Linked DNA regions of Homo sapiens: region 2 is linked to region 1. Evidence: read pairs that join two places in POLR2A ChIA-PET (ENCODE). Cell type or tissue: Caco-2. All regions are shown on one strand. Each heading gives the region's core, and the rest is flanking DNA. Links, peaks and the distances in the headings are about the cores only. Region 1 has its middle 9.2 kb from the start of PHYH. Region 2 overlaps OPTN (optineurin).

Region 1 (4,397 bases), core at 210-4,209:
GAGACCATCTTGGGAAACACAGCAAGACCCCATCTCTATGAAAAAAAGCTAAAAAACTAGCTGGACATGATCGTGGTGTGCCTGTAGTCCCAGGTACTCAGGAGGCTGAGGCGGGAGGATCACTTGAGCCCGGGAATCAGAGGCTACAGTGTGCCATGATCACACCACTGCACTCCCACCTGGGCAACAGAGTGAGACCTTGTCTCAAAAAATTTTTTAAAAATCATATTAGTTTACATTATATATTACATATATATTTAAATGACCCAATGTTTTGTGATCAATAATAATACACATATATTGTAGAATATTTGAAAAAATATAGGGAAAAAACCCCTAAAATTCACCCATGTGGCTGCTCTTTGCAAGAAAACCGTTGTTAAAATTCATTCTATTTTTCCCATTCACATTTAGTTGAAATACATACATTTTATACAGGTATATACATATATATGTATATATTTTTTCAAAGTTAATATCACACTGAATACACTACATTGCATCTTTTTTTGTATAAAACACTTAATTTAGGCCAGGAGCAGTGGCTTACGCCTGTAATCTCAGCACTTTGGGAGGCCGAGGCGGGTGGATCACCTGAGGTCAGGAGTTCAAGACCAGCCTGACCAACGTGGAGAAACCCCATCTCTACTAAAAATACAAAATTAGCCGGGTGTGGTGGTGCATGCCTGTAATCCCAGCTACTTGGGAGGCTGAGGCAGGAGAATTGCTTGGACCCAGAAGGTGGAGGTTGCAGTGAGCCGAGATAGCGCCACTGCACTCCAGCCTGGGCAACAAGAGCAAAACTCCATCTCAAAAAAAAAAAAAAAAAAAGAAAGAAAGAAAGAAAGAAAAAAGAAAAAATACAGGGAAAAAAAACCTCTAAAATTAACTCATGTGGCTGCTCTTCACAAGAAAACCACTGTTACAATTCACTATATTTTTTCCCATTCACATTTAGTTGAAAAATATACATTTTATACAGGTACATACATACATACGTATATATTTTTTCAAAGTTGGTATCACACTGAATACACTGAATAGACTGCATTGCATCTGTTTTTGGTAGAAAACACTTAATTTATTGGTCTTTGTGGAGAATTAGGTGCATCACCAGTGTGTTACAGCTGAGCCATTAGTTTTGTAGCTTCATCAACATTAACTGGTTTGCTCTGATGACGCTGCTGAGGAATCAGCTCTTTCTGCAGAAGATCAAGAGAAAGGCCTTTTGAGAAATGTGGAAGTTCCTCTTGTACACTTCCAAAAGCTTTGTTTACTCTGCTGACTTTTTCATCATTCATAATGTGTATCTTCTTAAGATTAGCGGTAATTGGTTTTACTCTGTTTTTAGCCTTAAAGCTTTTTTGGCTAGCTATGCGAAATACGTTCCTGGACTTCTGCCCTCTAAATTTGTTCTTGGCCATTGTCAGGAATTCAATACTTGCGTGCAGCTTCTTAAACTCCAGGTGACGCCGCATCTTTTTTTCACCTTAGATTACAGCATAGACATTTTACCATGAATACATAGTCTCCAAAAACGTGACTTTTGAGGTAGAATTACAGATAATTTTTTTTTTTTTTTTGAAACAGAGTCTCAAAAAGAAACATTTAAAAAACTGATGGGTGTGGGCTGGTGGCTCAAGCCTGTAATCCCAGCACTTTGGGAGGCCGAGGTGGGTGGATCACTTGAAGTCAGGAGATCGAGACCATCCTGGCTAACACGGTGAAACCCCGTCTCTACTAAAAATACAAAAAATCAGCCGGGCGTGGTGGTGGGCGCCTGTAGTCCCAGCTACTCGGGAGGCTGAGGCAGGAGAATGGCGTGAACCCAGGAGGTGGAGCTTGCAGTGAGCCGAGATTGCGCCACTGCACTCCCCCCGGGTGACAGAGCGAGACTCCGTCTCAAAAAAAAAAAAAAAAAAAAACCAAGAAACAAAAAAATTAGCCGGACATATGGCGTGCACCTGTAGTCCCAGTTACTCTGGAGGCTGAGGCAGGAGAATGGCTTGAGCCTGGAAGGCAGACGTTGCAGTGAGCCGAGATTGCATCACTGCACTCCAGCCTGGGTGATAGAGTGAGACCCTGTCTCAAAACAAAACAAAAAAACAACACCAAAAAAGACTGCTGGGTGTGGTGGCTCACACCTGTAATCCCAACACTTTGGGAGGCCAGAGTGGGACGATCACTTGAGCCCAGGATTTCAAGACTAGCCTGGGAAACAAAGTGAGACCCCCATCTCTACAATAATTTTTTTTTAATTAGCCCAGGCGCGGTGGTGTGCCTGTAGTCATAGCCACTCAGGAAGCTGAGGTGGGAAGATCTCTTGAGCCTGGAAGGTCAAAGCTGCAGTAAGCCATGATCATGCCACTGCACTCCAGCCTGGGTGACAGAATGAGACTGTCTCAATAAAAACACACTTACTTACATACATAAATACATAAATTGGAATCATACTGCATATAGAGTTGTTTTTCAAAACTCATTATTACATTGTGAATATTTCCGTATTTTAAATGCCATAAGACCTGTTTTTTTTTTTTTTTTTTTTTTGAGACACAGTTTCATTCTGTCACCCAGGTTGGAGGGCAATGGCACTGTCTGAGCTCACTGCAACCTCTGCCTCTGGGGTTCAAGCGATTCTTGTGCCTCAGCCTCCTGAGTAGCTGGGATTACAGGTGTGCGCCACTACGCCTGGCTAATTTTTTTATTATTAGTAGAGACGGAGTTTTGCCATGTTGGCCAGGCTGGTCTCGAACTCCTGACCTCAGGTGATCCGCCCGCCTCAGCATCCCAAAGTGCTGGTATTACAGTTGTGAGTCACTGTGCCCAGCCTAAGACCTGATTTTTGATGACTTCATAGCATTCTAGCCTGTGGATTTTCCTATATTCATTGAACCAATGTCCTATTACTATATGTAAGTTTATGTTTTCTTTTCCTTTCTTTCTTTTTTGCTTACAATTGTAAATAATTTGATGAATGTGCTGATTTTCAGTGTTGGGTAGTCCCATGGATATTTCCTTAGGATAAATTATTGACATAGAGTTGCTAGTCAAAGGCTATTAAACATTTCAATATTGCCAAACAAGTCTCAAAATGCTGTTATCAATGAGCATTGAGCATTGACAAAACCTGGGCCTTATCCCCTTTTTTTTTTTTAATTTTTTTGAGATGGAGTTTTGCTCTTGTTGCCCAGGCTGGAGTGCAATGGCACGATATCGGCTCACTGCAACCTCCGCCTCCCGGGTTCAAGCGATTCTCCTGCCTCAGCCTCCTGAGTAGCTGGGATTAGAAAGAAGCATGCACCACCACGCCCTGCTAATTTTGTATTTTTAGTAGAGACGGGGTTTCTCCATGTTGGTCAGACTGCTCTCCAACTCCCGACCTCAGGTGATCCACCCACCTCGGCCTTCCAAAGTGTTAGGATTATAGGTGTGAGCCACCGTGCCCGGCCACCTTACCCTTTTTAAATTCTTGCCAATTAGGTAGGCAAAAAATAAAAAGACTTCATATTGTTTAAATTTGCCTGTCTAGTAAGATTGAACAAGTTTTGAGCTCTACATTGGTCATTTGTGTATTTGTGAATTGCCTGTCGATTTCTATCTTAGGGTAGGTTAAGCTATGCTGTAGTAATAAGTAAACCCTGAACTGTTAATGCCTCAACCAAATGAAAGTTTACTTGTCAATGATTCTCCAGCAATGACTGAGAGATCCGCAAGTCCATTTTGTGATGCTGTCACCTTAGACCTGCATCCTCTGAGGGTGTCAACGGAAGGCAGTCACAGTATAGGTGGCCCCGACAGATTTCAAGAGATTGCAGCAAGGCAGTGCCCAACCCACTGAAAACTGGGACTCAAGTGAAAGGGTAAAATAATGAGACTCTGGAAGCTGGTGACTCAGAGAGAAATACTACAGAGCAGGGGTCCCCAACTCCCATGCCGGGGACCCTTACCAGTCTGTACCCTGTTAGGAACCGAGCCACACAGGATGGGGTGAGCAAGCATTCCCACCTGACCTCTGCCTCCTGTCAGATCAGCAGTGGCACTGGATTCTCACAGGAGCGGGAACTGTTGTGAACTGCATGTGAGGGATCTAGGTTGTCTGCTCCTTATGAGAATCTAATGCCTGATAATCCATCACTGTCTCCCATCACCCCCAGATGGGATCGTCTAGTGGCAGGAAAACAAGCTCAGGGCTCCCACTGATTCTACATTATGGTGGGTTGCAGTTGTTTCATTACATATTACAATGTAATAATAGTAGAAATAAAGTACAAAATAAATGTAATGTGCTTGAATCATACTGAAACCTTCCCCGGGCACTGTGCCCCAGTCTGTGGAAAAATTGCTTCCACAAAACCAGTCCCTTGTGCCAAAAAGGTTGGGGACCACTCCTACAG
Region 2 (4,397 bases), core at 398-4,397, 200 kb before region 1:
GCTGGGCTGATCTCAAACTCCTGGCCTCAAATGATCTGCCCACCTTGGCTTCCCAAAGTGCTGGGATTACAGGCATAAGCCACTGCACCCGGCATCAATTAAATTACTTTTAGTAAAATTTTGGTATTAAGTATTTACATGCTTATATTTACCGTTTATGCTAACTTCTTATGTTTGATGACATTTGAATTACAAAATATTTTTTCTAACAATACACAATATCACAGAATTTGCTGTCATTAGGACAGTTATAGCTATTCATGAGAGTGACTGGCCTGCCCGTGATACTTGGTGTATATGCATTGAAGGGTGGGGTTTAGATTGTGGTCTTTCTAGAAACTAAAGAATATTTTTCACAGAGTTCATAAGGATTATCATTTGCTGGATGAGTCAATAAATACCACTAGAGGTCATGTGACTTCCCAAGGCCACACATCTGGCTAATGGTACAAATGTTTTTTTCTGTGGCCTCCCTTAGCACGACCCCACTTTTTTCCTCGTATGCTTATAAAATCCGGGCAATGTGAGAAGTCAGAAACACTGATGTAACAACTAGAACCAGTTTTAACTTTATTATGGTGGTATCTGTAGGCTTGGTGGAGGCATAAAAGGTCATGGAGGGGCCCGGCACCGTGGCTCAAGCCTGTAATTCCAGCACTTTGGGAGGCTGAGATGGGTGGATCACCTGAGGTCACGAGTTCAAGACCAGACTGGCCAACTTGGCAAAACCCTGTCTCTACTAAAAATACAAAAATTAGCCGGGTGTGGTAGCACATGCCTGTGATCCCAGCTACTTGGGAGGTTGAGGCAGGAGAATCACTTGAATCTGAAAGGCAGAGGTTGCAGTGAACTGAGATTGTGCCACTGTACTCCAGCCTGGGCGACAAAGTGAGACTCTGTCTGAAAAAAAAAAAAAAGTTCATTGAGGAAAAAAATCTTAACAGTTTTCAAAGAAACGTCTCTCTCTTTTCTTCCCTCTCTTCTCCCCTCCCCTTCCTTTCATTTTCAGAAAAAAAGGAGAAATTTGTGCATATAATAAGATGAAACCAAACACACTTCTAAAAATCTGCTTAGATCCTTTCTTTAAAAAAATCTGTTGAATATTTTCATGGCCTTTGCAAAATATAGTATAATCACTGAATACCTAAGAAAAATTAACTGTTGGCAAGTAAATGATACAGATGACAAGGATTTTCTCTTTTAGGTCTATTACCTAGAATTTTAGTATTCCTCTGCAAATTAGGTAGGAACACTGTTACTCAGTAAAACCCTATTTTAATGAGATGATTCTGGGTACAAAAAAATGAATTTTACAGAAAATTAGAAACTGATGGTCTATTCAGATTATTTTTGTGAGAAGAAGAGCAGTCTGTTCTAGTCACCTAATGCTAAGCTATGGAACACTTCTGCATTATACCTGTTTTCTAAGTGAATTTGGGTGTGTGACACATAGATACAAAAAGTTCAAAAATGAATCCTATGGTTTATCAGTGTTTTCTGCTTCGTAAGATTGCCATCACCCTCATTACATGACTACATGAGAATGCCCCTCTTGGTACTAGCTCTTGTAGGAAGAAGTGGCACAGGCTGTACTGTCACAGGGTGTGGTAGGTAGCTCTGTCTCTGATTACCTACAAGTTCCTCACACCAAAAGGAGGTTACCAGGTATTGCTTCCAGAAGATCTACAGAAAGCCCAAGGTATTGCCTCCTGTGGCCAAGGACGCAACACCACAGTGGTGCATTTTGTTTTATTTTAATTGATGGCTATTAAATGCACACATAGATATCATGACACAGTTACATGTCAGAAACAGGCAGTGCTCTTATCTCTATCTTCCAGGGACTGATATCATGTGTAATGGATTCTTCACAACTCAGGGTTCACACAGGCTCCATAGTCATGAGTGGCTGATGGATCTCATTGAGACCAGTGCCTTTCCCCCGTTAGAAATGGGATGCTCGCTTCCAAGTTCTCTCCTCACCCCTTTTGTGCATGCGTGGCTTTCTGCCTGATCACAGTTGTATAGTGTACATTGGTGCTTAATACCTATTTATTGGATAGATGGATTTTAAATTATTTTCTAAGGTCCAGGAGCAGTGGCTTATGCCTGTAATCCCAGCACTTTTGGAGGCCGAGGCCAGCAGATCACCTGAAGTCAGGAGTTCGAGACCGGCCTGGCTAACATGATGAAACCCCGTCTCTACTAAAAATACAAAAATTGGCCAGGCATGGTGGCTGACGCCTATAGTCCCAGCTACTTGGGAGGCTGAGTCAGGAGAATCACTTGAACCCAGGAGGTGGAGGTTGCAGTGAGCCGAGATCGCTCCACTGCACTCCAGCCTGGGCAACAGAGAGAGACTCTCAAAAAACCAAAACAGTCTTTTTTTTTTTTTTTTTTTGAGACTCTGTCGCCCATGCTGGAGTGCAGTGGCACGATCTCGGCTCACTGCAAGCTCTGCCTCCTGGGTTCACGCCATTCTCCTGCCGCAGCCTCCGGAGTAGCTGGGACTACAGGCACCTGCCACCATGCTTGGCTAATTTTTTGTATTTTTTTTATTAGAGACAGGGTTTCACCGTGTTAGCCAGGATGGTCTCGATCTCCTGACCTCGTAATCTGCCCGCCTCAGCCTCCCAAAGTGCTGGGATTAGAGGCGTGAGCCACCGCGCCCGGCTCAAAAACAATCTTCTAACAGTAAACATCCTGGAAGTAAATAATATGCTTTTTCAGGCATGTCTCTGGACTTTGGCCATTCTTGACCTTTGTAGAATGCGTGTGTGGGCCATGTGTACACAGCGTCAGCGGGGAGGAGTTGCCTTTGCTATGTATTGCTTTATAATCTATCCCCATCAGCTCTTGAAGAAAATACATCATTTTCACCAAGTGTGAAGGTGGAAATTTGTGCTGAAACATGTTTGCCTGGGTGGTTGGTAACACAGAAGCAGAGTGGGGATTTACTCATTGGTCTTGCATTTCTATGTCCACATGGATGCCTCTACAAAACAAAATGATATGTGTAAAAAAATTTCAGACCATGCAATACCTAAAGATATCTTAGTCTTTTCAGTATGCATTGAAAAATAGACTATTAAAGCCTAAGTACTCAGTAATATAACTTTGTTGTTTTACAAGGTGTGGCTTTGATAGCTGGTGGTGCCACTTCCTGGCCTTGGATGAGCCGTACGCCTCTGTAAACCCAACTTCCTCACCTTTGAAACAGCTGCCTGGTTCAGCATTAATGAAGATTAGTCAGTGACAGGCCTGGTGTGCTGAGTCCGCACATAGTAAGCATTCAAAGAATGTTAATTCTCCCTTTCTTCTTAACCAAAAACACAATAAACTAAATATAGGTTTTAAAACAGCTTTTTTGAGATAGAATTCACTTACCATGCAATTTACTTGAAATAAGGAGATTTGAATTTGAAGATTTGCATGGGAAATTTTTTTCATGATACCTTGCCCATGTCTACATATATCCTGATCATCATGATGTCATACCCTCGTCTCCCTCCCCCATTTCCCAAATCCTTATTGTACCCTTTTTTTTTTTTTTTGGTTTGAGACGGAGTCTCGCTCTGTTGCCCAGGCTGGAGTGCAGTGGCGCGATCTTGGCTCACTGCAAGCTCTGCCTCCCGGGTTCACGCCATTCTCCTGCCTCAGCCTCCCGAGTAGCTGGGACTACAAGCGCCCAACACCAAGCCCGGCTAATTTTTTGTATTTTTAGTAGAGACGGGGTTTCACTGTGTTAGCCAGGATGGTCTCAATCTCCTGACCTCATGATCTGTCCGCCTCGGCCTCCCAAAGTGCTGGGATTACAGGCGTGAGCCACCACGCCCGGCCCTCATTGTACCCTTTTATACACCCATACACACACACGCACACACACACATGCACACATGCGCGTGCACACACACACACACTTTTCTGAAGCTACATATACCTTTTTTGTTTAAAAGGAAGAATCAAAAATGTCCAAAATGTAACTGGAGAGAAAGTGGGCAACTTTTGGAGTAAGTATTAGCAATCGCCAATGGGTTTGTGGGACTCCCGGGGACCCCTTGTGGGGCGGGGGACAGCTCTATTTTCAACAGGTGACTTTTCCACAGGAACTTCTGCAATGTCCCATCAACCTCTCAGCTGCCTCACTGAAAAGGAGGACAGCCCCAGTGAAAGCACAGGAAATGGACCCCCCCACCTGGCCCACCCAAACCTGGACACGTTTACCCCGGAGGAGCTGCTGCAGCAGATGAAAGAGCTCCTGACCGAGAACCACCAGCTGAAAGGTGAGCAGGGCTGGCCCCTGTGTGCCCCATTCATCCTGGGCCTGCAAGAAATGCCATCCCTTTGCACTAAGGCTTGGTGGTGAGCTCCCTTCTCCCCGTTTCCATAGGTGGTAG

What was found. ChIA-PET counts read pairs that join two places held together with the same protein. Peaks named below come from ENCODE experiments on the same cell type or tissue, not always from the same donor. Only the 100,000 strongest peaks of a DNase experiment are listed, where the experiment ranks them.
Region 2: POLR2A ChIA-PET joins it to region 1 with 6 read pairs; 12 of 35 experiments call an interaction of 5 or more read pairs at or near these places.

The regions. Positions count from the first base shown.
Region 1 is chr10:13,307,024-13,311,420 of GRCh38, forward strand. It overlaps the pseudogene RBISP1. Among named protein-coding and RNA genes, the nearest start is that of PHYH, 9.2 kb to the left of the region's middle. In Caco-2, for the core only: no CTCF peak of the experiment used is centred there; no DNase peak of the experiment used is centred there.
Region 2 is chr10:13,105,006-13,109,402 of GRCh38, forward strand. It overlaps OPTN (optineurin), which reads left to right. Exons shown (of 15, transcript NM_001008212.2): 2 at 3,133-3,284; 3 at 4,107-4,283. The coding sequence starts at 4,118. Among named protein-coding and RNA genes, the nearest start is that of OPTN, 7.0 kb to the left of the region's middle. In Caco-2, for the core only: no CTCF peak of the experiment used is centred there; DNase peaks (open chromatin) are centred at 2,756 and 3,206.